2 separate regions of the Homo sapiens genome follow, and region 1 is linked to region 2. Evidence: chromatin loops called from intact Hi-C (ENCODE). Cell type or tissue: A673. All regions are shown on one strand. Each heading gives the region's core, and the rest is flanking DNA. Links, peaks and the distances in the headings are about the cores only. Region 1 overlaps SPATA6L (spermatogenesis associated 6 like). Region 2 has its middle 9.0 kb from the start of AK3.

Evidence for each region. Hi-C counts contacts between places; a loop is a spot of excess contacts. Peaks named below come from ENCODE experiments on the same cell type or tissue, not always from the same donor. Only the 100,000 strongest peaks of a DNase experiment are listed, where the experiment ranks them.
Region 1: it touches region 2 in a loop (2.7-fold over the local background); 22 of 110 quality-filtered maps call a loop at or near these places.

The regions. Positions count from the first base shown.
Region 1 is chr9:4,603,630-4,606,548 of GRCh38, forward strand. SPATA6L (spermatogenesis associated 6 like) reads right to left here. Exons shown (of 12, transcript NM_001353486.2): 10 at 1,718-1,811; 11 at 550-640. The coding sequence ends at 551. Among named protein-coding and RNA genes, the nearest start is that of PLPP6, 57 kb to the right of the region's middle. RefSeq lists enhancers at 1,865-2,919, 2,478-2,919. In A673, for the core only: a CTCF peak has its summit at 1,117; a DNase peak (open chromatin) is centred at 1,152; H3K27ac peaks cover 1,686 bases.
Region 2 is chr9:4,748,746-4,751,664 of GRCh38, forward strand. No RefSeq gene overlaps it. Among named protein-coding and RNA genes, the nearest start is that of AK3, 9.0 kb to the left of the region's middle. In A673, for the core only: a CTCF peak has its summit at 1,486 (motif pointing right); a DNase peak (open chromatin) is centred at 1,486.

The DNA of each region.
Region 1 (2,919 bases), core at 136-2,635, 150 kb before region 2:
AGATTCTCTGATCTCATAAGGTTTCACTCCAGTAGAAGAGACAGATTTTAAACAATCAGCCCAGATAAAAATATAATAAGAAATTGTGTCATAATTTATGAAGGAAAAATGCTGTGTACTAAAGGGTACACATCACAGAGAGAGGGAGTGTCGTGTCATAGAAAATCATAAGCCTGGAAGGACAAATAGAAGTTATCCAGGCAGAGTCAGGAAGACATATTCCAGATGGAGAAAACAACATGTGCAGAGACCCCATGGCAGGAAAAAGCTCCGTGTTCAAGAAGCTGAAAGAAGGCCGGAAAGTCTATTAGATAAAGGGTGATGTTGCGGGCAGGGGAGATGATTACAAGAGGAAGCAAGAGAGCTGGAAGGCACGTGCACTGCAGTTATCATACAGAGCAAGGGAAGAACGCAGTTCTCAGGTCTCCTCCAAGTCTCCTGTCCTCCACACTTTCTAGTTACTTCATATTGATAGGAGGAAACTGAAATTCTTTTAGCAAACCAAGATAAGGAGAAGCACTTAAGCTGCTTACTTACATAAGACAGTACCTTAAAAATATCTCTGTTCATGCAGTGAGTATTTCTTCAGAGGGTAGCTTGGTCTTTCAATGATATAATTTACTTCAGAGGTAGAATCTTCCTACAATAAAAACAAATCCAGCAATTATGTTACCCATAACATAATAGAGATGGATGATACCCAGATGTGTAGTTTTGCATGTAGGAGGTCTGTGCATCCCATTTATGCCGTTATATGGGGTTCACTATATATGTGTGTATATAGAATCTTTCTTTTTTTGTAGAGACGAGGTCTCATTATGTTGCCAGGCTGGTCTTGAACCTCCTGGCCTCAAGGGATTCTCCCTCCTCAGCCTCCCAAAGTACTAGGATTATAGATTTGAGCCCCAAACCAGGCCTTTGTTTACATTTTAAAGAGATTCCTTGCCTGAAAAGGTTGGGAATTAAAGCAAAGCCAATGACTTTGCAGAAAAGAATTAAAGTAATTCACTACCCTGATGGTTAGGGCAAACAACATTTAGTTTTAAGTGTCATCCTGCAAATCTAGCATATGTCAGTATATAATAAGTCAAGAGGACTAATTCAACTACATGGCATCATTAAATTCAGCCACTGGGGGCACTGTTGTCCTATATTTGAATTCTTTGAGCAGGTGAACTGCCACTTAGCTGTGTATCTGAATCAGTGACAAAGTACTGGGAATACCTACCAATGGATCAGAAGCACTCCCCATACCCCTGTAAAAGTCATACAGCCAAAACCACCTTATTAAATTCTAGAACAACTTTCTTCCATGTTGTGGCCTTACATAGCTCACACAAACAACTGTATTCTTCCCTGGACTGGGATTCATGTGTGCAGGGGAAAGGAATGCTCTGTGGGCCACTTAGCCTGTCTTCTCTCAGTCCTTTGAAAGGACCTCTGCTTGATGAGTGCTGTGCACCAAATTAGCTGCTACTCCTCCGTTGGATCCAAGCCCCACTGTCTCATCCTCAGGAAGCCAGCCCTGACTCCCAGCCATGTCAAATACCCGCTACCATTCAATCTCAGGACAACAGGTAATCTCCTTGGTAAGCCTCACAATTTTCCACTTATTTCTGTGGTTATTTGATTAATGTCTGTCTCCCCGACTAGACTGTAGGTCCCTGTTCACATATTATTTAGTGAGCAAAGATCTAGTTTTATAAGAAAGTCTAACCTTGTTTTGGTGCAGCTGTGCTCTGTGGGATGTCAGAAGACTGCATACCCTCTCATGGATATTCTTCCATGTGGACTGAGAACCAGGATGGAACCTGCTCAACAGATGGAACAGGGTGGAATATTAAGCAGCTACTAAAAAGGACACTTAAAGCACATGACGGTATGGATTGATATTTAAAACTTAATTATAATAAAAAACAGCAGCATGCAAAATGGTAAACATAGTGTGATTTCAATGTCTTTCTTAAACCTACCCATAGGAAAAGCACTGGGGAATAAAAACTGCTCAGATGTTAAGAATTTTTTGTGTTTCTATGTGTGGCTATGAGTGATTCTTTTCTTCTTTGTACTTTCCTGTGTTTTTCAGATATTTCTCTCATGAACAAACCCTACTTTTACATTTAAAATTTTAATCTAAAACTTTTTAATATAAAATTTAAATCCGGTTTTCGGGGAGAGCCAAGATGGCCGAATAGGAACAGCTCCGGTCTCCAGCTCCCAGCGTGAGCGACGCAGAGGACGGGTGATTTCTGCATTTCCATCTGAGGTAGCGGGTTCATCTCACTAGGGAGTGCCAGACAGTGGGCGCAGGCCAGTGTGTGCGCGCACCGTGCGCGAGCCGAAGCAGGGCGAGGCATTGCCTCACTCGGGAAGCGCAAGGGGTCAGGCAGTTCCCTTTCCGAGTCAAAGAAAGGGGTGACAGATGGCACCTGGAAAATCGGGTCACTCCCACCCAAATACTGCGCTTTTCCTACGGGCTTAAAAAATGGCGCACCACCCACCTGGCTCGGAGGGTCCTACGCCCACGGAGTCTCGCTGATTGCTAGCACAGCAGTCTGAGATCAAACTGCAAGGCGGCAGCGAGGCTGGGGGAGGGGCGCCCGCCATTGCCCAGGCTTGCTGAGGTAAACAAAGCAGCCGGAAGCTCCAACTGGGTGGAGCCCACCACAGCTCAAGGAGGCCTGCCTGCCTCTGTAGGCGCCACGTCTGGGGGCAGGGCACAGACAAACAAAAAGACAGCAGTAACCTCTGCAGACTTAAATGTCCCTGTCTGACAGCTTTGAAGAGAGCAGTGGTTCTCCCAGTACGCAGCTGGAGATCTGAGAAGGGGCAGACTGCGTCCTCAAGTGGGTGCCTGACCCCTGACCCCCGAGCAGCCTAACTGGGAGGCACCCCCCAGCAGGGGCACACTGACACCTC
Region 2 (2,919 bases), core at 163-2,662:
GCTGTTATCTGGCTGGGGCTCTGACACTCTATGCTGGACCAGACCACGCCCTCCAAAGACATCCTTCTCACCACTTCTGGGCTCTGACATCACAGGCCAGGCTGCTTATGACTATGAGCATTCTACTCACTCTGTGCAGACTCCAAAACCCTGAGCCACACTGTACTGCCGTCTACATGGAGAAATCTTCCTCACTCCACTCAGACTCTGGCACTTGTGCTGGGCAGCTCTCCTCTGCAGATGCCCTCTTCTTGCATATAGTTTAAATGTAGACCCAACGTGAGTCCCTGGTGGATTCGATGGATTAAAGTGAGGGAAAAAAAGAGATTTCTCCTGAGCTACTGGGAGAATAGAATTGTCATTAGCTGAGATTGGGAAGACTATAAGAGAAACAGGTTGGGTGAAAATATTAGAGTTGTTTTGGAATAAGTTAACTTCGAGATACCTGTTGGACATCCAGGCAGAGAAAATAAGGAAGGAGGCAGATGTATAAATTTTGACCACAGGGTAGAGGTCCAGGCTGGAGACATAAATTTGAGAGTTGTCAATATGTTTAAATTTTTGAGATGGTACAAGCTCACTAGGGAGCAACTTTAGATAGAGAGGAGAGGTCTGAAATCTGAGTTCTGAGGTTGTCTAACATTTTGAGGTTGGAAGATATGGAAGAAACATTGAAAAAACCTGAAAGAGAGGGAGAGGCCAATTAAGAAGAAAATTGGGTGAGTATGGTGTCGTGGAAGTCAATTGAAGAATGTGTTTCAAGAAGAATATGATGAAATGAGTCAAATTCTGCTGATAGGTAGGACTGAGAACTGATTGAAAATTATTTCTAGGCTGGGCACAGTGGCTCACGCCTGTAACCCCAGTACTTTGGGAGGCCGAAGTGGGCAGATCAGAAGGTCAGGAGTTTGAGACCAGCCTGGCCAGCATGGTGAAACCCTGTCTCCACTAAAAATACAAAAAATTAGCCAGGCATGGTGGCGCCTGCCTGTAGTCCCAGCTACTCAGGAGGCTGGGGCAGGAGAATCGCTTGAACCTGGCAGGTGGAGGTTGCAGTGAGCTGAGATCGTGCCACTCTACTCCAACCTGGGTGACAGAATGAGACTGTCTCAAAAAAAAAAAAAAAAAAAGGAAAAAGAGAAAAAAGAAAATTACTTCTAGTTGTCAAAAAAAACCCCTTATGAAATAAATTACATTTCATTTACAATTTATAGATTTAAAAAATGAGGATAATTTTGCCCCAAATTCCATAACTATTCAGCAGCTAAATTAGTGATTTCAAATTGTACTGGATGCATATAGGAAATGCTTTCTCTGAGGAGAAACTTCTGGGAGTAGAATTCAAATTATCCAGACAAGGATATTAGAGAAAAAAGAAAGATAAGGTCTAGACAAAAGTCAAGGAACAGAACAGAGAAGGTGGAACTCAGATACTACAATGTCATATTGTTTAACACTTTGCAAAAGAAACAGAAGAGGGCGCCTTAGAGCTAAGACAATTTTATTAGGACGTTCACTTGGAAAGATAAATAAGAATATCTGAGAAAGCCCTAAGAAAGACGGACAATGAGGAAGCCTGTACCATAAGAAAATAATATTGACACATATTTTAGTTTATTCTATGTCCTCCTCACCCCACTTGGGTTACAGAATTCCATACCGACCACTCATCAGCCTGATATATGGACACTCTTATCTGGCTGGGGCTCTGATACTCTATGCTGGACCAGACCACCCCCTCCACAGACATCCTTCTCACCACTTCTGGGCTCTGACATCACAGGCCAGGCTGCTTATCGCTATGAGCATTCTACTCACTCTGTGCAGACTCCAAAACCCTGAGCCACACTGTACTGCCGTCTACATGGAGACATCTTCCTCACTCCACTCAGACTGGCACTTGTGCCGGGCAGCTGTCCTCTGCGGATGCCCTCTTCTTGCATATATTTTAAATGTAGACCCAACATGAGTCCCTGGTGGATTCTGTGCTGCTATAACAAAATATTGAGACTGGATAACTTATAATGAAAAAGAAACATATTGGCTCACAGTTCTGGTGGCTGAGAAGTCCAAGATCAGGTGCTAGCATCTGGTGGGAGAGAGAGAGAGAGGGAGAGAGAGACAAAGAGACCATGCCTGAAAGCCCCTTTATTAAGGCACTAAACCCACTCAGGAGGGTGGAGCCCCATGGGCCAAATACTTAACCAAAGATCCCACCTCCCAACACTGTCTCAATGGCATAAATTTCAACGTAAGTTTTGATGGGGACAAATGTTCAAACCCATGGCAGCACATGAATAAAACAGAATAGAAAAGCCAAAAATTTTAAAAAATAAGAAAACCCAAAAATAAACTTAATGACATCTGGAAGTCTAATAAGTGGTAAATATGCCATCTCAAATCAATAGAGAAAAAGAAGACCTTCTTAATAAATAGTCCTGTCATAAATGGGTAGCCAGTGGAAGAAGATACAATCTGTCTTAGTCTGTTTTCCGTTGCTATAACAGAATACCTCAGACTGAGTAATTTATAAAGAAAATAAGCTTACTTAGCTCGTGATTCTGGGGGCTGGGAAGTCCAAGAGCAGGGTGCCAGCATCTGGTAAGGGCCTTCCTACTACATCATAATATGACAGAGTGCATCACATGGCAAGAGAGCAAGAGCATGTCAACCTCTCAGGTCTCTGGTCTTCTTATAAAGCCACCAGTCCCATTATGGAGGCCCTACCCTGATGACTTTATCTAATCCTAATTATCTCCCAAAGGCCCCACATCCAAATGCCACCAATCTATAAATTTGGGAGTTACATTTCCAACACATGAAATTAGGAGGACATGTTCAAACAAGAGCACCATCATATCTGTTTTTCCACTTAAGATAAATTCCAATGGATCAAATATCTAATTTTTTGAAAGAAGT